Linked DNA regions of Homo sapiens: region 1 is linked to region 2. Evidence: read pairs that join two places in POLR2A ChIA-PET (ENCODE). Cell type or tissue: HepG2. All regions are shown on one strand. Links, peaks and the distances in the headings refer to the core of each region. The heading gives the core; the rest is flanking DNA.

Region 1 (8,329 bases), core at 64-8,063, 53 kb after region 2:
GTCCAAGCTATTTTTTCTTTGAGTTTATTTGCTTGGGGCATGTTCCCCAGAGTGGGACTTAAGGGTCAGAGGTTGGTAACTGTTATCTGCCTTGTTCTGTATTTTCAGATTTTTCCATGAAGCCTATTAGCAATGTTAGAGTACATTTCTGTTTTCCTGTAGCCCCACCAAAACTGGCATTGTCATATTAATTTTCCTTATTTTACAAGTTATTTCCATATTTTAAAGGAAGTTGTGCTTTTTTTTCCTGCATGGGAATTTGTTGTATTATATTTAGCTAGGTTACATTGCAGTAACAAGCAAACCCCAAGTCTCAGAGACTTAGCCTAACACAAATGTCTTTCTCGCTTGATCTGTGTGTCCCTTGTAGGATGGCTGGGGGTGCGGTTCCACAGAGTCCCTCAGGCCAGGCTGATTAAGGAGACAGCACTCTCTGAGAGCTGCCACTCGAGGCCTGCTCAGTGGACAACACAGTAGACAGGAGAGGCTGGGGGCTTTGTGTGGACTTTTCACTACTGATGTGGCCAGGACTACCAACACAGTCTGGCTTAGCAGGTAGAACTTAGTGAGCATTCCTGTCTCTGCCCAGCCATCTCCTCTTCTGTTTGTTCCTCTCCAGCAACTTCTTTGTCCAGTGGAATTGGATCCTCTGTCTTCATATCAGCTCTTAATGTATTTTAGGTAATAAGATTTTTATCAATTGTGTCTTTTTCTTTCTTTGCTTTCTATATTGTATTGTGCAAAAGTTTAACGTAAGTTTTGGACACATTCATGTTTTCCTCTGATACCTTATTATCACAAATTTCTTTTCTCAAAGCCAGAGAATAAGCTGCTTTTCTTTGAGTTGCTTAAAATGGATTTTATTTGGCTCCTTATGACACTTGAAATTCATCAAAATATATAATGTCAGGTGGTTTTAATCTAAGTTAATTAGGTCCTTGGTGATGCCTGTTCTGCAACATTAAAACAAAACAAAAGAAAGAAAAAACACCCAACCCCAAGCAACACCTCTTCATGACAGAAACACTCAGCAAACCAGGAACAGAAGGGAACTTGACTGGATAAAGGGTATTAATCAAAACTTCCAGGGCTGGCAGTGAAAGACTAAAAGCTTTCTTCCTACAATCCAGAAGAATAGGACCTTGATGTCTGTTCTCACTCCTTCTGCTCAATATTGTACTGGAGAGTCTAACCAGGAACTTCGAAGTTAGACAAGAAAACAAAAGGCATACAGATTGGAAAGGAAAAGGTAAAACACTCTCTGTTCAAAGATGGCATGATCTTATATAAAGAAAATCATAAGGAATCACCAAAAAAACTCTTAGAATTAATATACAGGTTCAGCAAGGTTGTAGGATATAAGATCAATATACAAAAATAACGATATTTCTATAATCTAGCAAGGAATAATTCAAAAAATGGAATTAAGAAAACAGTTTCATTTATTATAGTATATAAAGAATAAAATAGGAGTAAATTTATGAAGAGAAGTGTAAGACTTATATTCTGAAAATTACAAAACATTGTTGAAATAAATTTAAAAGGACCTGAATAAATGGAAAGAGATCCTACATCCATGGACTGGAAGACTTCACATAGTTCAGATGGCAGTACTCCTCAAATTGAGCTACAGAGTCACAGCAGTCCCTTTCAAAATCCCAAAGCAACAAGCCAATTCTAAAATCCCTGTGGAAATGCAAGGGACCAAGAATAGTCAGAACAGTTTTGAAAAGTCAGAGAACAAAGTTGGAGGGCTCACACTTCCCAATTTACAAAAATGTATAAATCTACAGTATTCAAGAAACAGTGTGGTGCGGGCATAAGGATAGACATGGAAAAATGAGATAGAGTCAAGAAAACAAAACTAAACCCCTACATTTATGGTCAGTTGACTTTGGACAAGGATGCTAAGCCAGTTCAATGGGGGAAAGAAAAATCTTTTCAACAAGTGACGCTGGGACAACTGGATATCTGCTTGCAGAAGCATGAATTTGGATCTCTGCCTCATGCCACATATAAAACTTAACTCCAGATGGATCAGAGACCTAAATGTAAGAGCTAAATCTGTAAAGCTTTTTTAATTAAAAAAACGTTTAAAAAAATTAGTCATAATAAGTGATGTAAAACTCTTAAAACATAGCATAAGTCTTTGTCACCTTGGATTAGGCAGTGTTTTCCTAGATATGACACCAAAACAATCAACAAAAGAAAAAAGTGGGTAAATTGAACTTCATAAAAATTAAGAACTTTTGTGCTTCAGAGGATGTTATCAAGAAAGTAAAAAGACAACTCAGAATGGAAGAAAATAGTTTCAAATCATATATCTGATAAAGATACCTTGAATACATAAAGAACTCTTGGGTGGGTGCATTGGCTCACATCTGTAATCCCATTACTTTGGAGGATCACTTGAGGCCAAGAGTTTGAGACCAGCCTGAGCAACATGAGACCCTGTCTCTACCAAAAAAATTGAAAGAATTAAAAAAAAAAAAAAAAAAGAACTCTTAAAATTCAATAATAAAGGCCGGACACAGTGGCTCACTCCTGTAATCCCAGCACTTTGGGAGGCAGAGGCGGGCAGATCACCTGAGGTCAAGAGTTCGAGACCAGCCTGGCCAACATGGTGAAACCCTGTCTCTACTAAAAATACAAAAATTAGCTGGGCGTGTTGGCCCATGCCTGTAATCCCAGCTACTCAGGAGGCTGAGGCAGGAGAATCGCTTGAACCCAGGAGTCAGAGGTTGCAGTGAGCCGAGAATGCGCCACTGCACTCCAGCCTGGGTGACAGAGTGACAGAGTGAGACTCTGTCTCAAACAAAACAAAACAAAACAAAAACCCCAAACTCAGCAATAAGAAGACACACCAGTTTAAAAAATGAGCAAAGGATCTAAACCGACGTTTCTTCAAAGATAGTATACAAATGGCCAATAAGCACATGAAAAGATACCCAATATCACTAGTCATTAGGGAAACACGAATCAAAATCACAATGAGATATCACTTCCCACCCACTAAGATGGTTACAATAAAAAAGACAACATGTGTTGGTGAGGATATGGGAAATTGGAACTGTCACACACTGCTGGTGGGAATGTCAAATGATGCACCTGCTTTGGAAAGCACTCTGGCTGAATGTTGGAAACTCCTGACTTTGGAAGTTTCTCATTATGACCCAGCAGTTCTACTCCTAGGTATCTACTCAAAAGAAATGAAAACATCTGTCCATACAAAGGCTTGTACACAAATGGTAATAGCAGCACTATTAATAGCGGAAAAGTGGCAAACAACCCAAATGTCCAGTCACTTGGTAATGGGCAAACAAATTGTGGTATATTCATACAGTGGAATATTACTTAGCAACAAAAAGGAGTGAAATACACATGCTGCAACGTGGACGAACCTTGAACCTTGAAGACATTCTGGAAAAAGTGAAGGAAGCCAATCACCAGAGCCACATGTTATGATCCCATTTATCTGAAATGTCCAGCATAGGCAAATCCATAGAGACAGAAAGTAGATTAGTGATTGCCAGGATTGGGAGTAGAGGAGGTGGGGGATGACTGGGGAAGGGTGTGGGGTTTCTTTTTGGGGTGATGAAAATGTTCTAAAATGATTGTCATGATGTGGCACAACTCTGTGAACACACTAAAAATCATTGTGTACATTTTAGATGGGTGAACTGTGTGAATTATTATCTTAATAAAACTGTTAGAAAAATAGCAAGAATCTCAAGTACTTCACCCATCATCCCTCCCACAGCCTCTCCTGGCTAAATAATCCCATCCCTTTGGCTATTCTTGACAGACACATTTGGGTCTTTTCCATTTGTATACCCAGAATTTTATTCTTTTTGAGCCTCCTAAATTGTGACTTCCGGGATTAAACACAAAGTCCCAAGGTAGGGGAGGAGGTGGTGGCGGTGGCAGGGGCTTCACCAGCTTGAAGAGAAGCAGCTGGGTATAGGGAAACCCAGGACCTGGGGTGGCCCCTCTCCAGCATGCTAGTGAGGGCTCTGTGCCCTGTCCCAGGGCGGGGCTCATATTCTGGTGGCACTGCTTCTGGTGTAACTGGCTGACCTTGGAGACTGGGCTTCTTTCCCCCTCCCTTTCCATGAATGTAAAAGGAGGAGTGGATTGAGGAGGAAGTTTGAGAGCTACCTGGTGTAATCCGTATTCCTGTTGACAGGAACAGTGTTACTCATTCAGCAAACACATGCTGACCCCCTGCTTTGCACAGCGTCTGAGATTCAGAGATGAAGACAGTATAAGGTCACGATCTAATGACTCACTCTGCACTACATTTCTTTCCTTCTATTGTATAAAATAGAAAAATCTATTTTTGGTGTAAAATGACATCCTAATTACTGAGTAGTTAAGGAGTTTGAGTTTTTAAGCCCGTGCATGCTTTCCACTTGGTTTTACTGTTTGTTCTGTAAGGCGCTGTGTAGGAATAGTACTAGGTAACATCTGTGGAGCTGATAGCAAGCATTGTCCCGCTCCTGCCTACAGCCTTCGGAGGAGCTTCCCTGCAGCAGGCTGCTGGATGCAGGGGGCCGGGGGAATAATTCCATTTTAGAAACCCAGTAATTGTGTCTGGTGCTAGGTAGAATTTTCCTTCATTCAGTAGTTTATTGAAGGCCGGGTAGACGCCGATTGCCACTAACATGCAGTCTCTAGAAGTCAGGGACTTTATCTTGCACGCTGCCATCTCCTGTTCCTGGAACATCGCAGGTGCTCAAGATGTGTTAATTAGCGAAGAAGCAAATGACTAGAGGATGCAGTGATAATGACCTTTCGTTCACCCTGAGAACTAGGCTGGCCAGGGAGTGTCTCTCCCTCTTGTAGGTAAGGAAACAGGCTGGCAGGAAGTGACTGCATAGAGTTAGGCAGACTGTAAAAGCCAGAGCGGGCACAAGAATCCAGGTCTCCTGACTCCATCCTTCCATTGTGTGTTCTAGTCCCACCCAACTTTGAAAGCAAAAGTTGTTATATATTTCTGTTAAAAACGTTGCCCTGTGGGAGTGCTTCCCATTCCCTCTGTGGGGTTGGCTCCACTGGAATGGGGAGGGGAGGAGCTGTGGAGTTGCATCGTTCTGGTTCAGTTAGGCCTGCTCTAACTGCGTCACTTCCAATCATTCTTCTTTCAAATCTTTAGACTCTTGTACATCTTCTTACACTACTGTTTGAATTCTCATGTTAATATCAAATTTGAAAAAGTGTCATTTTTGTCCTTTTTAAAGTAAGTTTTTCTGTTTTAAACCTCTGGAACATCAACTGAGTATTTAGGTTGGGGAAGTGTTCAGCCTCCATCTCCACATTCCCAGGGTGCTTGCCAACCAGAGGCTAAAAAAATATTGCTGTAAAAATCAGTCCAAGGCAAGTCTGGATCTGTCAGCTGATGTGTTCCCATTGCATAAGATAAACGAGTTTTGGGGACACATCTAATTACACGCTGTTAGCTCCAGCTCTTCATTAAGTTGCATAGGTGAGCTAAGAGCTGATGGGCTGCGCTGGGACGGGTGACCTTGGGGCCTGTCCTACCTTTGCTGCTGATTCTGATAGCCCAGGTGGTTGTCAGCTGGAGCAAGCGGTCTGAATGCCACCAGGATGGCTGGTCATCAGCTTGTTTCCTTTGACCTATAAAGATGTTGGGGAAAACATGGTTATTTTAAGGGTTACTATATGAATCTGCATATAGGATTTTTAAAAAATACAAATTTGTCACAGACAGCATTTTTACCTTCTCCACCTCGGGATCCAGCACAAACAGCACCTCCTCTCTTCCCTTCCCTTGTCGTCTTCTCTTGTTACTTGAGCACTTGCTTTGGGTTAGATAAAAAGGGTGAAGCCCTTCCCTCGTGGAGCTCCAGGTGGAGTGGGAGAAAGGCTCTTCACCAGCCAGGCACGGGTAGCACACACCGGAATGCCACTGTGCCAGGCTGTCGAGAGGGAGATGGTGCAACCTAAATGGTCCTGCGGAACATGCAGTTGGCCTGTGCAGAGGCATTCTTCATGTTTGGACAGCCTCTGCTTGCTGTGGTCCTTGGCACACAGCACACACCTGGTGAGCTCTTCCCATAGAAAAAGATTCCCTACCTGCTTCTGAGCCACTGCTGCTGTGACTGACCTTCCTTTCCTCTAAGGTCATGGGAAAGGGAGAAGGTCAGGCTTCTTTCTGACGCCTCCTGTGTGTTCCAGAGGGGAGGATTCCTTATGCAGTTTCTGCATCAGGGGCTTCCCTTTCTTCTTCAGGCCAATTTTAAGAATAAGATTAATTGGCATATCTTTCTGTGGGATCTTCAGAACCGTGTGTGTTTTCATCCTCGGGTTTTAGGAATTCACTGCCTAGCATTCTCTATTCATACCTTCTGCTGCTTCGCGAGCCCAGGAAACAACTTGGAAACTGGATCTCCAGTGGAGAGAGTGATTGATTTCAAAAGACCTTCCCCAAACTTACCTCAAGTGATTGCTTGGTTTGTTTCAAAAAGATTTTAAATTTTGCTCGACTTAAATGGCAGTCGTTTTTAGGGCTGTCATCTAGAATCTAGTATTTAACATGATGATTTTGTTTTACTCTGTACAACTGTGGGTAGAGGGCAGGGAGCAAGTTAGCTGGGAAAAATCAACCAGGCAGGCGCAGGTGAGACTTCTACCGCTGTCATTCCAGAGTTCTCCAGTGGGAGATTGAAGCCTTCTGGAGATGGGGGTCCAGACTGCTCGAGCCAGGAGAAGGGTCCCCCTGCGGGGCTCCATGTCTGTGTGACTGGTCTTCAGATCGTGTGACCCCCTAGGGATGCTGGACTTTGCTGTTCTCGGAGCTGCATGGGTGCCATGGAAAGGGCTGGGAGCCAGTGTCCCTGCTCCTCACCCACAGTGGGGCCTTGGTTGAGTCTGAGGGAGAGCCGAGTTAGGGGAAGTGCAGGATTTGTGGCCAGGCAAGGGGTGTGGTAAGTGAAAGCACCTCGTATGCTGACTCACATGCCTGACTGCTTGCACAGGGCTCCTTGAGAATGAGGCCGTGTGGAGATTCAGTGTGTGGTAGTCACTGCACACAACCTTGGTGATCGAGCCGGGACATCTAGGCAGGGGCTCAGAGGTGGACTTTGGTGGTGGGGCTAGAAGTTGAACAAAGAGGTCATTTTGTTTTGTCTTCGGTGCCCGTTTAAGCTCATGCATCGTTATTTCTACTGCCGCCTGCCTGGGCTCACCCACAGCCATCTCACCAGGAACTGCTGCCACACCTGTCTTTCTGTGCCTCAGACATGCCAGGTGGGCCTCTCTTGCCTTTTGCTGGGGCTGCCTGTGCTCTGGGGGCCCATATGGCTTACTTCTTCCCATGTTGTCTCAGGTGTCACCTTCTTTGGGGACCTTCTCTGGTCACTCTGTTTAGAAGCAGTCTCCTTTCTGTCTCCTCCCTATCTCATCCTCGCTTATTTCTCTGCATAGCACCTGCTGGGTCAGTCACCTGTGCCAGAACACAGACCCATGAGGGCAGGAGTTTTGGTCTGTTCTCTCCGCTGTTAGATTCCCAGCATTCAGAACACCGTGTGGCTGCACAGGCACCCAATATACAGGTGTTGAAAGAATGGAAAGTAGGCATTGGTGGGTAGATTACTAATGCATTCGCAATGGGTGTAAATAGGTATTTGCTAATTTAATTTACTGCCCCTGCCCCCCCCCCTTTTTTTGAGGCAGAGTCTTGCTGTGTTGCCCAGGCTGGAGTGCTATGGCATGATCTCGGCTCACTGCAACCTCCGTCTCGCGGGTTCAGGTGATTCTCTTGCCTCAGCCTCCTGAGTAGCTGGAATTGCAGATGTGTGCTGCCACACCTGGCTAATTTTTGTATTTTTAGTGGAGATGGGGTTTCACCATGTTGGCCAGGCTGGTCTTGAACCCCTCATCTTAGGTGATCCACCCAGTTGGACCTTCCAAAGTGCTGGGATTACAGGCATGAGCCACCATGCCCAGCCATAACCCCATCTTTATTTCTGCTTTGATATATGTAAAAGTCTTTTTTCTTTTTTTGCTTTGATACAAAATGCATACTACATATTTTCACTTAAACCAGTCCATCCTTTGCCTTTGCCTATGCTTCATGTCCCCTTAGAATGTTTGAGTCTTCATAGGACTTAAAGATCATCTGCTCCATGAACAAGGGAACTGAAGGTCAGAGGGGAGGAGTCTTGTGCTAAGTCCGGGGTCATTCTGCTCCATCTCCTTCCACTGATACTGGAGCCAGGGAAGGGAACCAACATGGATTGTTTGCCAGATGAGAGACAGGTATTTCCCCGCATGATCTAAGTGAATCCTCAGAAGTCACAGGGTGTGC
Region 2 (8,329 bases), core at 99-8,098:
GATTCTCCTGCCTCACTCTGCCTCCCGAGTGAAGTAATAGCTGGGACCACAGGCATGCGCCACCATGCCTGGCTAATTTTTGTTGACCTGTATTTGGATCTTATATTTACATGAGAATTTCATGCAAATAGATTCTTTCCCCCTAGAAATGGACTCAGACATTTTTGCATGCAATTCAATGTATTCATAAATCCCCATTCATTTTTATTTATTTATTTATTATTTATTGTTTTTTTTTTTGAGACGGAGTCTCGCTGTCGCCCAGGCTGGAGTGCAGTGGCGCCATCTCAGCTCACTGCAACCTCTGCCTCCCGGGTTCAAGCGATTCTCCTGCCTCAGCCTCCCAGGTAGCTGGGACTACAGGCGCCTGCCACCACGCCTGGCTAATTTTTTCTATTTTTAGTAGAGACAGGGTTTTACCATGTTAGCCAGGATGGTCTCAATCTCCTGACCTTGTGATCTGCCCGCCTCTGCCTCCCAAAGTCCTGGGATAACAGGCGTGAGCCACTGTGCCTGGCCAAATCCCCATTTATGTATTCAGCAAATTTTTGAACGCCTGCCATGTGCTAGGCACGGTTCTAGGCACTGGAGTTACAACAGGAACAACGTAGTCCATGATCTTACATTCTGGTCAGAGGAGGCAGAGCGTGATTAAACACCCCCAGCCTGGTGTGGAGGGAAGGCCAGCCTCAGTGGGCGGGAGGGTCCAAGCCTCATCCCCTCCTGCCAGGGCTCTGCTTGTTGCCAAACCTCCCAGCCCCCTTCTAGCCTTCACTTCCCTGAACTGGTTTCTGACTTCACAATCGTTATCAGAATTATTTTTAAAAAATTTAATGTTTATTGAGGCTCATTTTGTGCCAGGTGTCCTATTTTTCCTTGCGTGATTACACTTATTCTCATGACAACTTTGTTTTGCAAGTGAGAAAGCTGGGCCTAGGCCTCATACCTAGGAAATGTGATGTGTGGTTTTGATCAGCATGCAGCTTGAGGCTGTAGAACTCAGTAAGCCAGGCCTGAGGACACCATCAGAAATACCAACAAAAAATTCAGTGTGTCCATTTTGGCCTGGACCGTCTCTATTCTCTGCTTTTTTTCCCCCTGATTGAGACAGGGCCTCACTCTGTCACCCAGGCTGGAGTGTAGTGGTGTGATTGTGGCCCACTGCAGCCTCCAACTCCAGGGCTTAATGATCCTCTCACCTCACCCTCCCAAATTACAAGTGTGTACCATCATACCTGGCCAATTTTTTTTTTTTTTTTTTTTTGCGGCAGAGTCTTGCTCTGTCACCCAGGCTGGAGTGCAGTGGCTCGATCTTGGCTCACTGCAACCTTTGCTGCCTGGGTTCAGGCGATTCTCCTGCCTCAGCCTTCCCAGTAGCTGGGATTACGGGCGTGTGCCACCATGCCCAGCTAATTTTTGTATTTTTAGTAGTGATGGGGTTTCAGCATCTTGGCCAGGCTGGTCTTGAATTCCTGACCTTGTGATCCACCCATCTTGGCCTCCCAAAGTGCTAGGATTACAGGCGTGAGCCACCGCGTCCAGTGTCATACCTGGCTAATTTTATTATTTTTTTTTTGAGACGGAGTCTCGCTCTGTCGCCCAGCCTGGAGTGCAGTGGTGCAATCTCGGCTCATTGCAAGCTCCGCTTCCCAGGTTCAAGCCATTCTCCTACCTCAGCCTCCCAAGTAGCTGGGACTACAGGCGCCCACCACCACGCCCAGCTAATTTTTTGTATTTTTAGTAGAAATGAGGTTTCACCGTGTTAGCCAGGATGGTCTTGATCTCCTGACCTTGTGATCCGCCCACTTCGGCCTCCCAAAGTGCTGGGATTACAGACGTGAGCCACCACGCCCAGCCAATACCTGGCTAATTTTTAAATTTTTCTGGAGACTGGGGAAGGGGGCAGGTCTCACTGTGTTGCCCAGGCTGGTCTTGAACTCCTGGCTTCAAGTGATCCTCCTGTCCCGGCTTCCCAGAGCGCTGGGATTACAGGTGTGGGTCACTGTGCCTGGCCACTGTTTCTTTTAACAATCAAATTGCCTTTCTCAAGGAGGAAAACATGGGTGGAATGTGCTTTAAGGCCTCTGTCTGGTGGACATTATAGGCACTTGAAGTTACCAAATCTGTATATTTACTGTTGGCAAAATTGCATGATCCCATCCTTATTTCCAAATAATTGCCGCGTGAATGACATTGGAAATGCACATTTAGTTCTTGACTGAGTAGTTGTATACACACTCTGGTTTTTCCACACCAGACACTTGCTCTCTTGCTGTGACTTTTAAGGTCCTGCCCAATGGACAGAGTAACTTCCTGAAAAGTTGCTTTAAAAACCTTGTCTCCTCAGTGGACGGAGGGTGCAATGAAACAACATTTGTCATCCTGACTCAGTCCCAACCAAGCAGAACCTTTATTGTGACTGGAGGTTTGCAAGCTGCCGTCCTCCTGGCACCAAAAGCAGCCTGTTCTTTAAATATTTGCATTGAATAACTTTGTAGCTCTGCTTCCTTCTAAGGCTTGCCACACTTCATGTCAGAAGCAGAGCTCCTCCTCTGGAGTTATTGTGAAACATGACTGAATGCCAGGGTGCAGTTTCTCTGCAGTCAGCTCACTTTATAGAGGAAGAACTCGGCTGCTTCAGCTCAATGTGAGTTAAACGTTGCAGTGTCCAGTCTTGCTTCCTGGCAGTTGGGGCCCGGAGCAGCCCCGAGGCGGGGAGGGGGGACATTGTCCCCTTTGACTATGTGATTGTTGGAAGCAGGGTCCTGAGAGGGAGTCCAGGAGGCAGCCTAAATGGAATTTCCAGTCTAAACGGGCAAGGCACAGTTGCGGGAGTCCTGGTGTAAAGTCCAGTGAGACAGAGACTGGGGCTTGGGGTGGGATGGGGATTGCTGACAAGAGAGAAGGATCTCTGGGCCAGGGAAGAGGCAGCTGCATTCGCTGGCTGCGAGGCTGTGGCTCTAGGTGTGGATATGCTAGGGTGCTCCCCGCAGCCCCCAGACCTTTCATATGTCAGCATTCCCGTAGGTGGGGCATGTGGGACCCCTGCCCGGGGCCCTTTTTCCAGTGTGACTGTCCCTATAGGGTGAGGAATCTGAGGTATCAAGAAGTGGTATCTCCCTAAAACTTGTGCCTCTCCCTTTAGGCCATGCACAGGGACAGAGACCCTGGAATTCCCTGCCCCAGTAACCCCCAGACCCCTTACATGGCCTGCATGGGCCGCCTCCCTGGCGTGTCCTGCTGAGGGTAGGCTGTGCACTGTGTGCACGTGCCTCCAGCCAAAGGTGGCTGAATGGTGGCCATGGGCAGGGTATGTGTGGACAGAGCTTGGGTGTGCAGGCTGGGGTGTCCCCATAAGCACGCCCGAGGGTCTTTGTGGCGCAGGACACGGCTCTGGATTCATGTGTGTGCCTGGTTTCTTGAATGGTAAAGTTCATGCTTATTTTCTGGGTGTGTTTGGGGTTGTCCCTCCCTATCTGACACATGGGGCTTGGGACCATGCCTGGAGCCCCAGTTGCATGGGGAGGTGGGGTTAAGAGCAGGCCTGTCCCCCTGCTCAGCCCTTCTTACCACCAAACCAGCCACACTTGAGCAGGAGCGCACTGCACTGTCATTTTACCCAAAGTTTCCCTCTAGGGCTTTGCTGATGACATCTCTTGGCTTTTGTTAGCATTCTGGCGCAATATCAGAAGGATTCCAGTCTACATCGTGGTCTTCTTGAGAGCTCATATTTGATTTCGGCTTTAGCTCACTGGACTTTAGCCTGGAGGAATCCCACTGAAGAGTTTTTAATGTTGACTTATGGAACTTGTCCCAGCAGCAAACCACAGATACTGTGGCTTGGGGGTGAGCAGCTCTTGTGGAAACAAGGCACTTCCCTTCTTCAGCTGCATAGGAGTGCTTCAGGAACCTTTTGGGCCACATTCTTCTTGTGATTTCTTGACTTGTGGGAGGGCAGGGAAGTGATGTCTGGGTCCCACAGCGCACATGGCTGTCCCTGGTGCCGCCCTTCCAGGAGGAACTGCCAGGTCGGATGTGGAGATGAACCCGGAGAGTGTCCTTCGGCTCTGGTCGGCCTTCAGGGGCATTCCTGCCAGTCTCAGAAGATGACAGTCTGCAATCGTGTTATCATCAACGTGGAAAAAATAAGGGCAATGCAGTTTTCATGTGTGTAAGGTTAGCAGCTGCCCTTTCTTGGGAAGGGCTCTTTCTGTATAAAATTTTGACCATTGTATCTTTTACATTTTAAAATGTCCTATCTTTCCATGTTGATGAAAAGAGCTGGTAGTTTCTAAAGGATATTCTTACTTGGCAAAATAAGAAGTAAGCAGTCTTATGTTATTCTGCCTTCAAATTTGAAACAGTTTTATTGAGTTATAATGAACAGGCGATAAGTTTTGGCATATGAATACACTGTTAAGCCATCATTGCAAAGAAGATAGTGAGAAGTCCACCCTCTGAGGGTTCCTCTTGCCACTTGGGGTCCCTCTGCCCCCACTTCTTCCAGGCCACCACTGCTCTACTCTTTGCCACTGTAGAATCATTTGCATTTTCTAAAATTTTATGTAAATGGAATCATACAGTATGTATTCTATGTATTCTTCTTCTTCCTTTTTTTTTTTTGAGATGGAGTCTTGTTCTGTTGCTAGGCTGGAGTGCAGTGGTGCAATCTCGACTCACTGCAACCTCCGCCTCCCGGGTTGAAGTGATTCTCCTGCTTCCCAGCTCCCAGCTCCCGAGTAGCTGGGACTATAAGTGCATGCTGCCATGCCCGGCCAATTTTTTTGTATTTTTAGTAGAGACGGGGCTTCACTGTGTTGCCCAGGCTGGTCTCAAACTCCTGAGCTCGGGCAATCTGCCCGCCTCAGCCTCCCAGAGTGCTAGGATTACAGGTGTGAGCCACCACTTCCGGCCAGTATATATTCTTTTTACAGTATGTGTTATTTTTAGTCTGGCTTCTTTCACTCAGTAAAATTACTTTGAGATTGTTGTAGCATTTATCAGTTAGTTTCATTTTTTAAAAAATCCAATGCATGGGCATGCTACAATTTGTTCATTCACCTATTGACAGACGTTTGGGCTGTTTCCACTTGGTGTAATCACAAATGAAGATGCTATGTCGTGAAAAGATGTTACAGAAAAATAAGGTGCTATTAACATTTGTGTGCCAGTCTCTGTGGGGACATCTGCTTTCTTTTTATCAAAAATTTAATGGAGACAGAGTCTCCCTATGTTGCCAAGACTGATCTTGAACTCCTGGGCTCAAATGATCCTCCTGCCTCAGTCTTCTAAAGTGTTGGGATTACAGGTGTGAACCACTGCACTTGGCCAACATCTGCTTCCACTTCCCTGGGGTAAATACCTAGAGTGGAATGGCTAGGTGCTTTGGTGGTTTAGGTGGTTAGGCTAGGTTTGGTGGCTAGGGTACGTTTAACATGTCCAGACACTGCCAAACTTTTCCAAAGTGCTTTGCGCGCATCACCAGCACTGGGTTCTAGTTCCCCCACATCCTCACCAACACTTGGTACATGTAGTCTTTTTAATTTTTGCCATTCTGGTAGGTTTAATTTGCATTTCCCTAGTGATTATCTCTTTAAATCACTTGCCTGTTGAAAAAGCTGAGTTGTTTTATTAACTTAGTTTTGAAATTTTTAAAATATATTTTGGATACAATTCCTTGATCAATTACATAATTTGAAAATATTGACTCCCTGTCTGAGGCTGTCTTTTCATTCTTTTAACAGTATCTTTTGAAGAACAGAAGTTTTAAACATTTGCTGAAGTCAATTTGTTCTTTTACGGCTTGTGCTTTTTTGGTTGGTGTCACAGCTAAAATCTTTGCCTAATCCCAGGTCACAAATGTTTTCTCATGTCTCGTCTAGAAATGTTATAGTTTTATGTTTTACATTTAGGCCTGTGATCCATTTTGAACTTTTAAAATGTGTTGCGGTGTGTGAATTGAAGGTTTTTTTTTTTTTTTTTTGTCTGTGGATAGCCAGTTGTTTCAGTACCATTTGTTGAAAAGTCCCCAAAATTTTGGGGGAAAATTTCTAATTGGTGAAACCCAGAGGTCTGGGAATTGTGGTTCTGAGCCCTTGGATCTCTTCATGACTGTTTACTGTTCTCAGCTTCGTATGGCATGGCTTTCTCTTTATCGCACCTGGGAGTTCCCAGCTCCTGACAGCAGGAGCTCTATCATTGGATAGGGCTGGGAAAGGGACTGGGCGATGCCCGCTGGATTCCCGCACAGTCTCTCTCCTTCTTCTCTGGGCCATACAGAGGCTTCTGGTTGGTGGGTTCTGGGCAGTGTCTCATTTCCAGAGGTGACTAGAGGCTTGCCAGGACAGAGAGGTGGAGGGAGAAGAAGCCTTCTGTGCCTGGATGGGTGGGGTGGGGCTCAGGCTGAGAAAGGTGGGAGGGGCTGTTCCCCATTCTGCGAGGGCTGACAGCCTTGAGACCTGCAGCCAGCTGAGACCCAGGGAACTGGGCTCTGCTCTGAGCCACTGCTTGTCCTTGACCAGCTTTATGACTGGGGTGGATGGGGGTGGGAGGGGTTAACACAAGTTCATTCTTTTCCCTTCAGTCACAAAGTGGCTCTGAGCAGTCTCCAAGTCTATACCATTGTACAGCAGCTTCCTAGGAGGTGGTAAAGTCTCCATCTGCTTTTTGATCTGGGGGCAGTGTGTTCTGACTCATAAACTGCTGGTACTACTAGTCCTAGCACTAGGAGTTCCACCAGCACCTAAAAGTGATGGAGCTTTCTTCTGCTGTAAGCACTTTGTGTATAGAACCCGTTGAGTCCTCACAACAGCGTTGTGAGGTGGCTGCTGTCCATTTTACAGATGAGGAAACTGAGGCACAGAGAAGGTGACCATCTGGAAGAAGTCTTTGGGCTGTGCTTTTTGTTATTGAACATTGAAGGACAGATATGGTTTAGCATTTTTCATTAGCTCTTGAGCCAAATAGAGTGGTTTCCATGGCCCTCTTCCACATCTTCATGTTCTTATTGGCAACGGGGAGGGGTCGGACTGTCTGAGATTAAAATTCTTGAGTGGTTCTCTGTTGTTATCACAATAAAATCCAGACTTGTGGTCTGACCCCTGCTTACCCGTTGAGTCTCATCTCTTGCCACACTCCTGAACTTCTTGCATTTCTCCCATGCAAATCTTGTCTACTGCAAATGCCATTCTTCCCGTCTTTGCCTGCTGAACTCATCCTTCAAAACTTGGCTCTAATTTCACCTTCCCCTCCCTCCAGGTGTTTTGCCCCTGGGCCTGCAGAGTGGATGGTCCACCCCCGTCCCCATACTCCTCATGTATGGTATGACCGACCTGTTTGTCTTCTGTGGGGCTAGGAGCTGGGTAGGCGGAGGGCAGGGGACTGCATTTTGTATTGTAGTGTGCAGTTCTTAGCTCTGAAATGGCACATCATAGGCAAGCAGGCTCTGTGGGATGAACAATGCAGGCATGAGTGACATGAGGATCTGCAGTCCTAAGACTGATTCATTCTTTGGGAGGAGTATCCCTTCTTACCCAAAGCCAGTTGGTTTGTGGCCGTCTGTGATTGCAAGTGCCCAGGGCTGCCCTCATGTGGAAAGTCACGTTGACTGACTGCAGAAATTAGCTGTGTTTAAAAATCATTCTTTTTAAAAAAATCATTCATTTTTTAAACCTGTTTAAATGCTTGAACTGGCTTACATCTTACATATATACACACACATATATATACACACATATGTGTGTGTATATATATATATATACATATATATACATATGTGTGTATATATATGTGTGTGTATATATGTATATATAAATATATCTTCTTTTTTTAAACCTGTTTAAATGCTTGAACTGGCTTACATCTTACCTATATATACACACATATATATACATATATGTGTGTGTGTGTGTATATATATATATATATATTTTTTTTTCCCCCTCCAAGAGAATGAGTTTTCTTTTCTTTTTTTTTTCTTTCTTGTTTTGTTTTTTTGAGACAGAGTCTCACTGTGTCGCCCAGGCTGGAATGCGGTGGCGCGATCTCAGCTCACTGCTGCAATCTCTGCCTCCCAGGTTCAAATGATTCTCCTACCTCAGCCTCCCAAGTAGCTGGGACTACAGGCACCCACCACCATGCCCAGCTAATTTTTTTTGTATTTTTAGTAGAGACGGGGTTTCACTGTGTTGGCCAGGCTGGTCTTGAACTCGTGACCTCGTGATCCACCCGCCTCGGCCTCCCAAGGTGCTGGGATTACAGGTGTGAACCACCACACCTGGCCTTTTTTTTTTTTGAGGGGGATGGAGTTTCACTCTTATTGCCCAGGCTG

Evidence for each region. ChIA-PET counts read pairs that join two places held together with the same protein. Peaks named below come from ENCODE experiments on the same cell type or tissue, not always from the same donor. Only the 100,000 strongest peaks of a DNase experiment are listed, where the experiment ranks them.
Region 1: POLR2A ChIA-PET joins it to region 2 with 12 read pairs; 10 of 35 experiments call an interaction of 5 or more read pairs at or near these places.

Annotation. Positions count from the first base shown.
Region 1 is chr22:42,936,270-42,944,598 of GRCh38, reverse strand. The region is part of intron 1 of PACSIN2 (protein kinase C and casein kinase substrate in neurons 2); the gene reads left to right. LOC124905128 (a long non-coding RNA gene) reads right to left here and starts at 6,893. Exons shown (of 2, transcript XR_007068119.1): 1 at 5,741-6,893; 2 at 4,610-5,637. RefSeq lists a silencer at 2,462-2,688 and enhancers at 4,082-4,376, 4,709-5,209. In HepG2, for the core only: no CTCF peak of the experiment used is centred there; a DNase peak (open chromatin) is centred at 4,178.
Region 2 is chr22:42,989,467-42,997,795 of GRCh38, reverse strand. All of the region lies in intron 1 of PACSIN2 (protein kinase C and casein kinase substrate in neurons 2), which reads left to right. Among named protein-coding and RNA genes, the nearest start is that of PACSIN2, 22 kb to the left of the region's middle. RefSeq lists a silencer at 4,646-4,766. In HepG2, for the core only: a CTCF peak has its summit at 7,590 (motif pointing left); DNase peaks (open chromatin) are centred at 2,485, 3,285, 3,735 and 7,525; H3K4me3 peaks cover 3,620 bases.